Regions from separate parts of the Homo sapiens genome. Here region 1 is linked to region 2. Evidence: chromatin loops called from intact Hi-C (ENCODE). Cell type or tissue: endothelial cell of umbilical vein. All regions are shown on one strand. Links, peaks and the distances in the headings refer to the core of each region. The heading gives the core; the rest is flanking DNA.

What was found. A loop is a pair of places that touch in the nucleus more often than their neighbours do. Peaks named below come from ENCODE experiments on the same cell type or tissue, not always from the same donor. Only the 100,000 strongest peaks of a DNase experiment are listed, where the experiment ranks them.
Region 1: it touches region 2 in a loop (13-fold over the local background); 2 of 110 quality-filtered maps call a loop at or near these places.

The regions. Positions count from the first base shown.
Region 1 is chr18:56,566,932-56,572,313 of GRCh38, forward strand. No RefSeq gene overlaps it. Among named protein-coding and RNA genes, the nearest start is that of TXNL1, 69 kb to the right of the region's middle. In endothelial cell of umbilical vein, for the core only: no CTCF peak of the experiment used is centred there; no DNase peak of the experiment used is centred there; H3K27me3 peaks cover 322 bases.
Region 2 is chr18:56,288,953-56,294,334 of GRCh38, forward strand. No RefSeq gene overlaps it. Among named protein-coding and RNA genes, the nearest start is that of LINC03069, 100 kb to the left of the region's middle. In endothelial cell of umbilical vein, for the core only: no CTCF peak of the experiment used is centred there; a DNase peak (open chromatin) is centred at 2,489; H3K27ac peaks cover 1,246 bases.

The DNA of each region.
Region 1 (5,382 bases), core at 174-5,173, 280 kb after region 2:
AAGGAACTTTTTCCTCTGTACCTTGCTTCCTCCTGGTGGCACCATTTTCCACCAAAAGCTGGAGAGAATCCTCCCAAGAAAATCAGCATTTTAGGTCAGTTTTTCTAGTAAAGCCAGCAAAATACAAAACTGTTCATATTAAGATATAAATAGCTGATGCCAGCTTAAAGTGCTCCTAGGCATTTGCATATTGCAAGACCCAAAGCTTGAAACTGTGGAGAAGCTCTGGTGTGTAACAGGTGGAGGGAGACCTCGTACTCCCTGAAATCATCCCATATGCCAGGGGCTCCTAAACTTTAGAGTGTATTAGCATCACCTGGAGGGCTCCTTAAAGCACAGATTGCTGGTCCCACCCTTAGAGTTTCTGATTCAATAGGTGTGGGATGAGGCCCAAGAATTTGCATATTTAACCAACTCCCAAGTGATGCCACTGATTGGTGGGTCACGCTTTGAGCAGTGCTGATTTCAATACTGCATGTTCCATGGACACAGGAAGACAGTCCCAGCAAGAACTGTTCACAATGCCCAGAATCAAATAAAGCCATAGCCCCAACCTGGGGGCAGGGCATGGCATGGGGGATGACCTAAGAGAACCTGAGTGGGTAGAATGGAGATTTTGGCTAAGTGGCCTTGCTTTGCAATTCTTTCTGACCCAGGCCAACCAGGAAAAGAGACCCTTGAGCTTGGGGCACTTTATCAAGGACACCTTTTCAGAGTGTTTAGATTTGAGGATGGCTAACCAGCACTCTAATTGACCTCAGCTGTCACATTGGTACACAAAGATGTTGCTCAGTACCCAGGGACCCACCATCGGGGGTTTATAGATCAATATCCACACCTTGAACTGCACTTGAAAGTAAATTAAAACCCACACAAACTGCACCGTGAACAAGCCAAGGTGTGAGCAATGATTTGCAAAAACTCTTCAATTAGAGTTAATCGGAAATGTCTCTTGCTTTTTTTCTTCCATTCCACCTAGAATGCTAGTGATTTTATTTTTCTTTCAGACATCGCAGATGTTGTTTGGGGGAATCGTACAACACTATCTAAAAACCTGAACTTTGGAGAGTGTATACAAATTGGAACCTATTATCAAATAGAAAATATGTAAGTCAATTTATGTACCCACAAAACCTAAGGAAAACAGTCACTAAAATCCAACTTGTCTTCAACATGGATGTTAGTGATGTCACTCAGCATCCATATTATAAGGGGGTGTGAGAGAGAGAAATTGAGAGGCGATATACAAACTGCCTCCTTACTTCTCCACCTATAAAAAAAATAAAGAATAGGCCGGGCACGGTGGCTCACACCTGTAATCCCAGCACTTTGGAAGGCCAACGCAGGTGGATTACAAGGTCAGGAGTTCAAGATCAGCCTGGCCAAGATGGTGAAACCCCGTCTCTACTAAAAATACAAAAAAAAATTAGCCGGGCATGGTGGTGGATGCCTGTAATCCCAGCTACTCAGGAGGCTGAGGCAGAGAATTGCTTAAACCTGGGAGGCGGAGGATGCAGTGAGCCGAGATCGCGCCACTGCACTCCAGTTTGGGTGACAGAGCGAAACTCCATCTCAAACAAACAAACAAACAAACAATCTATATATATATACAAACAAACAAACTACATATATATATATATATATATATATATATATGGTTTCAATTTCATACAGTGAAAAAATTTAAAAATGTGAGGGGGTTGCCGGGGGGGCGGGGACAGAGAGCATCAGGATAAATAGCTAATGCATGCTGAACTTAATACCTAGGGGTTGGGTTGATGGGTGCAGCAAACCACCATGGCACACGTTTACCTATGTAACAAACCTGCACATTCTGCACATGTATCTCGGAACTTAAAATACGATGAAATTTTTTTTTAATGTGAGACATACTTTCAATGTCTCAAGTATGTCTTTTGGTATAAAATACATCTAAATTAATTTTTTGTCTCCATGGAATTGGAGGGCACACCACATAGGTTTTTCAGACTTGGAAAAGCATAGCTTCTCTCTGCTACTCTCTCTTCAGCAGAAAACTTCCTAAGGAACTTTTGAAAGTCGAACTTGGCTATAACTTCTACTTAAACACACATGTAGACTTTTGAATGAACATAAACATCTTTTCTACATTTTGTTTTCTTCTTTTACTCTAGTGATTTCCACTGTGGTTTCAGGCTGCTCAATGCCAAGCTGTGGGCAATCATTTGCTAAATCAGTTAAAAGGCCTTCAAGTTAAGCAGTAATTTGGACTACAATAGTCTGTGGTGGTTTCCCAATACAATCTTGGAGACGGAAAGACAACACGTCACTTCTCTAAAAGTTGCTTCTGTTTTCAGAGCTCAAGTGCATTTTAGGTGCCTGGAACCATGACTATCCCAGAACTATAAAATTTGGCGGAAAATTAGATCAATTCACTTTTTATATATTGTTCATATTTTGGAAAATGAATAGCTTCCCTTTTCTAAGCTGGAAAGTGTGCAGAAATGATACATTAAAGTGTTTGGGGTTAAGAATCTTACATTTCTTGAGTCTATTTAGATGCAAAAATAAGAGTCAAAATCTCCACCACCAACTCATTCTTGTAAAAATCCTTAAATGGAAACTTCTCTTCCTCACCAACTTCCCTAATCTAATGTTCATTTTTTTTTCAGAGAGGTGGGAGACAGGAAGTTGAGAAAGCTTAAAATTCTAGTCTCCCAGAAATGGTCACGCAGTAGTTTAACAGCATTCAGGAAACTGAACCCATTTAGCCAAACAATTCAGTGAGGATCCACTGAATGCCCAAAACCATGGTAGGTACTCTGAGAAATTAAAAGCTGTTTAAAGAGACAAGATTAGCACAAATGTAGAAATGGGAGAATGATGGTTGATGGTATTTGATCATGTACTACATTGTGAGATGTTATTATAAGGAAGAAAATTTGAGTTTTTTTTTTTTTTAAAGAAACAAGATCTCACTCTGTCATCTGGGCTCGAGTACAGTGGTATAATCATAGCTCACTGTAGTCTTGGACTCCTGGGCTCAAGCAATCTTCCCATCCCAGCCTCCTAAGTAGCTGGGACTACAGGGACATACTAATTTTTAAATTTTCCTGTAGAGACAGTGTCTCGCTATTTTGCCCAGGCTGGTCTGCAACTCCCAGCCTCAAGTAATCCTCCTGCCTCAGCCTCCCAAAGTGTTAGGATTACAGGCATGAGCCACCACGCCCAGCCCTGAGAATTTTTGTTCCTATAAAAATTCCAGACTTTGTATCTAGAATCCTACCACAGAATTCTCTCTTACTTGGCTGAGAATGAATGGAAAGCAGGGTCGGCGGGGGAAAAGGAATAGGTTTGATGTCCCAGGCACTATATATAGGTACTTGAACTTAATCCCTTAACTTCTCTAAGCCTTGGTATTTTGCCCCATGAAATAGAGATCAGAATACCTACCTCAGAGTGTAGTGAGGATTAAACAACCCAGCTAAAACCCATAGTATGGAGCTCACAGTTGAAAGTAAAATAGGGCTGGGTGCCATGGCTCACGCCTGTAATCTCAGCATTTTGGGAGTCTGAGGCAGGCAGATCACTTGAAGTCATGAGTTCAAGACCAGCCTGGCCAATATGGTGAAACCCCAACTGTACTAAAAATACAAAGATTAGCCAGGCAGAGTGACACATGCCTGCAATCCCAGCACTTGGGAGGCTGAAGCACAAGAATTGCTTGAACCCAGGAAGCAGAGGTTGCAGTGAACCAAGATTGTGCCACTGCACTCTAGCCTGGGCAACAAGCGAGACTCTGTCTCAAAAAAAAAAAAAAGTAAGTAAAATAGACAGTAGTTGTTATTATTATGACATGATCTGATCCTTCTCATCACTTGGCCTAATGTGTTTGGAGCAAAGAATATTTCACCTCTCCAGCCAGTGCTATGGGTCTCCAGTGTGGGTCCAAAGACCCAAACTTTCAACATCCTCTTCTTAATTATTTCTGTTTGGGGTTTGACATACTGATCATTCTGTTCTATTCCTTCTCTCCTTTCTGTATTTCCCCCTCAGTACTAGATTTAGAACCTCTCTTCAGTCTTTCTATTTTGAACACATTTAATTTTTGAAAGAAGAACTTCTTACATTTGAATAGGCTAACTTTTCAAGACGCTTGTATGCCCCTTTTCATTTGGCTCTTATAAAGCCTTGTGACAGAAATAAGGTCAATATTTGTTTTCTCATCTGTAATGTAGGAACAAGGCACAGAGAGATTTCACAATTTGCCTAAGGTCACAACATGAGACTCTAGCAGAGCCAGGATGACAACCTGCTTTTTCCTCACCCACAGTTCTGCGTGATTTTCCTAAAATGTTGCACCTAGAATTTACTGCAGTATTTTGTTACTTTGCCCGGAAACCTTTAAGATCATAGCCTGATGCTGTATGGAGCATAGTGGGCATTCATACACTTGTTTCTCAATAAATATCTCCTGACTAGGTACCAAGCACTCTTTTAGGCACTAAACATAACCATAAACAAAAGAGACAATTTCTATCCTCATAAAATTTACGTTCTACTTGGGAAGAAAGACAATAATGTTTTGTTTATTTAGCAAAATATTTGGGTTCTTAGATATTGATAGGGAGAAAAATAAAGCAGAGAAAAAGGATAGAAAGTGAGGGAATTCAGCCGGGAGCAGTGGCTCACGCTTGTAATCCCAGCACTTAGGGAGGTCGAGGTGGGTGGCTCACTGAGGTCAGGAGTTTAAGACCAGCCTGGCAACATGGTGAAACCCCATCTCTACTAAAAATACAAAAAATTAGTGGAGCGTGGTGGTAGGCGCCTCTAGTCCCAACTACTCAGGAGGCTGAGGCAGGAGAATTGCTTCAACCTGGGAGGCGGAGGTTGCACTGAGCTGAGATGGCGCCACTGCACACTAGCCTGGGCTAGAAGAGTGAAACTCTGCCTCAAAAAAAAAAATAAAATAAAATAAAGTGGGGGAATTGGCCCTGGTGAGCTTGTGGTGGGGACTAGGGTGTTGCAATTGTAGATGAGATGGCCAGGAAGCTGGTGGTGAGAAGGTGACATTTGAGTAAAGAATGAGGGAGGTGAGTGAGCTGGGCTTTGAGTCCAGCCCGGATACCTGGAGAAGAGAGCTCTAGGGAGGGACAGCAGCAAGGAAAAGGCCCAGAGTTAGGACCGTACCTGTAAGAGGTGACAGCGTGCTTGCTGGCAGTCCTCACAGCCCTCGCTCGCTCTCGGCGCCTCCTCTGCCTGGGCTCCCACTTTGGCGGCACTTGAAGAGCCCTTCAGCCCACCGCTGCACTGTGGGCGCCCCTTTCTGGGCTGGCCAAGGCCGGAGCCGGCTCCCTCAGCTTGCAGGGAGGTGTGGAGGGAGAGGCGCGAGCGGGAACCGGG
Region 2 (5,382 bases), core at 173-5,172:
ATACAAGAAGTATGGTAAATCTTATAATAGATGTGCAACAAGCTAATCAAGATGTATTAAGATGTGGCAGGGAAATCTAAATCCAAAAAATGAAGGTGGGGAAGGATAAACAGATGGGTCAAGGAAGGCCTTCAAGAATCTCTGGGAACTAAAAGCTTCAGTAGAGGTTAACATCTTGAGTGCAAAGTGGGTAGAGTGAAGAAATATGAGGGTGAAAAAGCAAAAGAGCCAGAGAGAAAAGGGTCATCTATGCTCTGTTAGAAGTTTTGACTTTATCCTAAGGGCCACAGGGAGTCATTGAAGGCTTTGGAACAAGCTATTAATGTGATCAGATGTGACTGTGAATGCATTACAAACAGTGCAAAAGGAGAGCCTACATTTTGCAGATATACCTGTTAACGTATATGGGGCTCTCAAGGTTGTTAAAATTATCTCAAGGAATATCTGGAAGGCATCAGATGCAAAACAGCCTGCTAGGCTACCTCAAAAGAAAAGCCAGACTCTTCTGCAGTTGGAGAGTTGAGACACGTGGAGTTCTGTCATCATCTGACTTCTCTCTTGGCAAAGGACATAATTTAGAAGCATAGAAGCTTGTCTAGATTTGAGGAAGTTCAGATTAATCTGGTTTAAAATACTCACTGTCCTGCATAACATAAGCCACTGGTCAGACCAATATTTTTCCATTCAGTCAGCAGACTCATAGCTGCATGATCCCTGGAAATGGGGCTACAGAAACAGATCATGAAATTCTTAGTGATCCTATTGTTGGATGGACTGCAATGTTGACAGATGAGCCCAGATAGCCATCGGAACATGGGCTCTGAGGGAAGGACTCACTTCTGGACTTTCTAGTGGTCCTTAGTGAATCCACACTGAAAGGTTTAGTGGCAGATGCAGCTTCTCTCTCTTTCTCTCTCTCTTTCTTTCTCTCTCTTTCTCTCTCTCTCTCAGTCTCTCTCTCTCCCTCTGTCTCTAAGCCATCCTCTTGTATACTGGCTCTGTTAACTTCATCTGACACAGTCTGCTCTGCCTTGTCCAGAAAAGTGGGGACCCAGGGTCAGGACATGCCTGTGCTTTCTGACCCCAAGTCTTCCACCCAAACCATAGGAGCTATATGACAACATTTGATAGAGCCATTGTTAATTGACTCTGTTTTCATTGTTTGTTTGATTTTATAGCTCGACTAGTCTCCAAGGAGTAAACTTTCTAGTCCACCATATGTACTATACAGTTAATTATAACACACTCCCTCTCTTACCCATGGACCCTGAACATAAGGATGTTTCTAGTCTACATATGGTGAACAATACTGTTCATGCATTCTACCCTCAATGCATTTCCTAGAGCCTTCACACAGTGGACATTAATGACTTCTTTGGGCCCCTTCTGGTTTCACCAGATGAACAAAAACGAAAATAAGCAGCTGTCATACTTTAACTTAAAAAAAAAAAAAGAAATTCATCAAGCCTACTCCAATTTGGAGAAGTATTTGGCTTAGAGAGAGAGGAATCAGCTGTACCATTGATGGCAAAAAGCTCACTTACTAATGCACCACTTCCTGACATTTAATTTGCACAATTTGTCTCTTATTATCTGGCAACTCTCAGAAGATTTTGGAAGGAGGAAAAAAAAGAAGGCAGAAACATAATAAGCATTAAGATTAAAAAGTAAGAACATAGGGGGCACCAAGTTAAGAGTCAGATAATAGTCAGACTGTGGTCTCCAGGCAAATCCACACCTGTTGACAAACCACTCCAACTAGATAACGGCCATAAAAAGGAACCAGATGGAAGGGTAACCAGAAGACAACACGCAATAATCCAGCAAAACTTATTTATGTTAGTTGCCCGGCACTTAGACACCAGAGTACTCATTCAAATCTAAACTTAGATGTGATATATCTGCGAATATTACCATACACCTAGATAGGGAAAATTGCATATTTTCCATCATAAAAAAATATCAAAATGTTTTATCTGTGCTTCTGCAATTCAAAAATGACTGAAGCTGTGAACTTCAAATTTGGCAAGATTGTAGTCCTCATTAAGGAAGGGAATGGAAGCCAATTTTGAAGAAAAATGGTTTCCTATTTTTGAGTGTAGAAGGTTTAAACAATGAGTGTTGAGCCTAAGATGAGGAACATTTACTCTGCTGTTTTAGCTTCCATTTGGATAAAGATGATTAACTGAAGAATAAAACTAGATGTGTCTCTTTTTGACTTAGAAATGAAAACACCTTTCTTGATTCCTTTTGTTTCTCTTCTGCCTTTCTAAGTCAAAGTTTAATTTGTTAATATGAAGTTAAGACATAAATTAAAGCACTTCAAAAATCAAATAATTCTGATAGTGGCTTTACGTTGGCCAGCTTAGGCCTGGAGTAGTCTATCCCCATGTGTTTTGGGAGTTAAACGGCTGTAGTGCAATATACAGGATGTGCAAGCGACTAAGAGGATACTGTTATAGGAAATGTGACTTTGGAATTTCCTGATTTGACGGCAAAGATTTCAGTCTTAACACTGTGTCAATATTGGTTTTAAATATATACATGTTTGTTTATTGGCACACACACACATACACACAGGAATCACATCCATAAAATGCACCCACATCTGTGGTTAAATACAGCAGCTGTTTAACAGCCCAGTATAACATTCTGAAAAAATTGGGACCTGAATTAAGAATCTCACATCAAGTCAAAGCTGCAGTGGGAACTGAGGTCCTATATTAGGAATGCTGTCTTGAGAGCTCTCCAAGCTTCCCCCTGACAGAATTCCTTTGCCAAATTCACAGCATGGTTCCTAAAATTTGGAATCGATAATGAAAGTCCCTGACTTTATTCCTTGCTCTAATAATTGTATTGTAATAAATAATACTTTGAAGGCCAGCTCAAAGTAGAACCGAGGAAATTTAAAGTCTGCTAAATGTGCACATTTACTCATCTCTGAAACAGCAATGAGCAAAAGAAGCAGAAACAATTCAAAGGTTCTGTTCACATAACCATAAAAGAAAAAGGCCACCCGTAAGCAAGTGGCCAACAGGTGACAGCACAGGAGCCAATGCGCACCTTTGTTAGCATTCCACACCATGGCACCTCCTTTGTCTGTGCTCCATGTATCCCATAGCCTAAGTAAAAATAATCTTGGAAATGATAGAGGAAACGTGCAACAAACCAAAATCACACCTATAAATCATCAGGACACACTAGAGCAGGTAATCTTGAAGGTAAGGCCACCCTACCCTCACTGAATGATTTTTGCCATTGACTGGGCTTATTGGAGAGCCTGCCAAGGGGTATACACACACACAAAAGCATGTAGCACTTCTGTCACCTAAAATTGCCCAAGTCTGCAGATGTGAAGATAAGACATTTCTATGACAAAACAAGTTTGCAGATTTTTGTCGCTGCTTTTCTCACTGAGGTTTCTTCTTCTCTCTGCTTATGTGCTTTATTCTTCTTCATTTTTTTTTTCTAATTTTACTTCTCAACATGTGAGTTGAATCAGTGCATCCTACCCTCACCCTACTACTGCATTTTTCTTCCAACAGCTGCACAATGAATTCCAATTTCCCTAGCCTGGCATTCGAGGTCCTCTATAATCTGATGTCATCCATTCATTATACAGGTATTCATCCATTCACATGTTCATTTATCTTTTCATTAAATTAGTATTCCTTAAGTCCAAAGTACAATAATAGGGACTAGAAATACATGAATAAGATACCCTAACTGCATCAAGGATCTTGGAGTCTAGCATGAAGCACACACAATAACGATTAATTACAATAAGGGGGAGGATAGAGCAGTGTACAAGACACCATGGAACAACAGGGAGCATTGAAGGCTGGGCGCGGTGGCTCACGTCTGTAATCCCAGCACTTTGGGAGGCCGAGGTGGGTGGATCACGAGGTCAGGAGATCGAGACCATCCTGGCTAACACGGTGAAACCCCGTCTCTACTAAAAATAAAAAAAAATTAGCCAGGCGTGGTGGCGGGCGCCTGTAGTCCCAGCTACTCGGGAGGCTGAGGCAGGAGAATGGCGTGAACCCGGTAGGCGGAGCTTGCAGTGAGCCGAGATCGCACCACGGCACTCCAGCCTGGGTGACAGAGTGAGATTCCGTCTCAAAAAAAAAAAAAACAGGGAGCATTGTGCCTAACTCTGCGGTAAAAGAGAAGCAATGTGTGAGCTAAGGTTCAAAGTCGAAGTATGAATTTACCAAAGGATATGCAAAATGAGGTGAGAGGGGCTATAACAAGAGGAGGAAACAATGTGAGTAAAGTCACTAGGTACAAAAGGAAAAGGGGGCAGGTGGGAATAGCCGGCATTTCAATATGGCGGGGCCCATGACAAGTGGAGCAGTGGTACCAGATTAATGTACAGGAGAGCAGAAAGATGGGCAGCAGCCAGCCCACACGAGGCCAGGAGAGCTCTTCTAGGAAGATTGCATTGTTTGATGGTTTGGTAGACCACTAATTTTAGTTGATTCTAGATCTTGTTAATCTAGAGAAGATTCTAGTTAACTTGTATTTTTGTAAAATCACTCATGTAGAGTCCGCAACATGGAAGATATACCTAAGGGATTCCATCCCCCTCATTTCCTACCATTCTGCCTTTTCCAAAACTTACTCTAGTTCAATTAATGCAGCAAGTAGGAACTGTTTCTCTAGCCCAGGTATGCAAGAAACAGGCCTGTCCAAATTTTCATACAAGCCCCTTTTCTTAGGGAATCCAGGTTTTCCCTCCTTTTTTCCCAAGTTTCTAAGCTTCTATAGGGTGAGTACCTGAAAAATCTGATCGTTTTTACATTTTATCTGCTCCCCACGTATGTAAGGAACCTATTCTGTGCCTTTATGGATCCCCTAAAGCACCAGACTCATAGCAGACAATGAAACTGATCTCTACTGAACGAAATTATAGCATTACTCTTCCTTCATAAAATCTTGCCCTCCACTGAAGGCTTTGCACTTAGTAATTTTGCAAGGCTTCTGGGCCAACACTTAGGATATTCATCACCTGGGGATCCTGTTAAATTCCAATTCTAATTCAATGGGCCTGAGCTTCAGCATTTATTTCTAACAAGCCCCCAAGTGATACCAATGCTGCTGGTCCATGGATCACACGTTGAGTAACAGAGATTTGCATGCTATCATGTTCTATCTCTCCTGAGATATGGCTTCTCTATTATTTGGGGAATTAAAAAAAATCATTTACTTACATAATTTAAGAATATTAGCTCTTTGAAAGCAAATAATATGTCTTTCACACCCTTGCATCTCCATGTAAAGGTTAGCTACTCAGTAACTGATAGTTTATTCCAATTGATTTGCTGACCATGTGTTCCATGCTATTTTTAAGCCCTTAACTGGCTCTCAGCTATCCTCAGA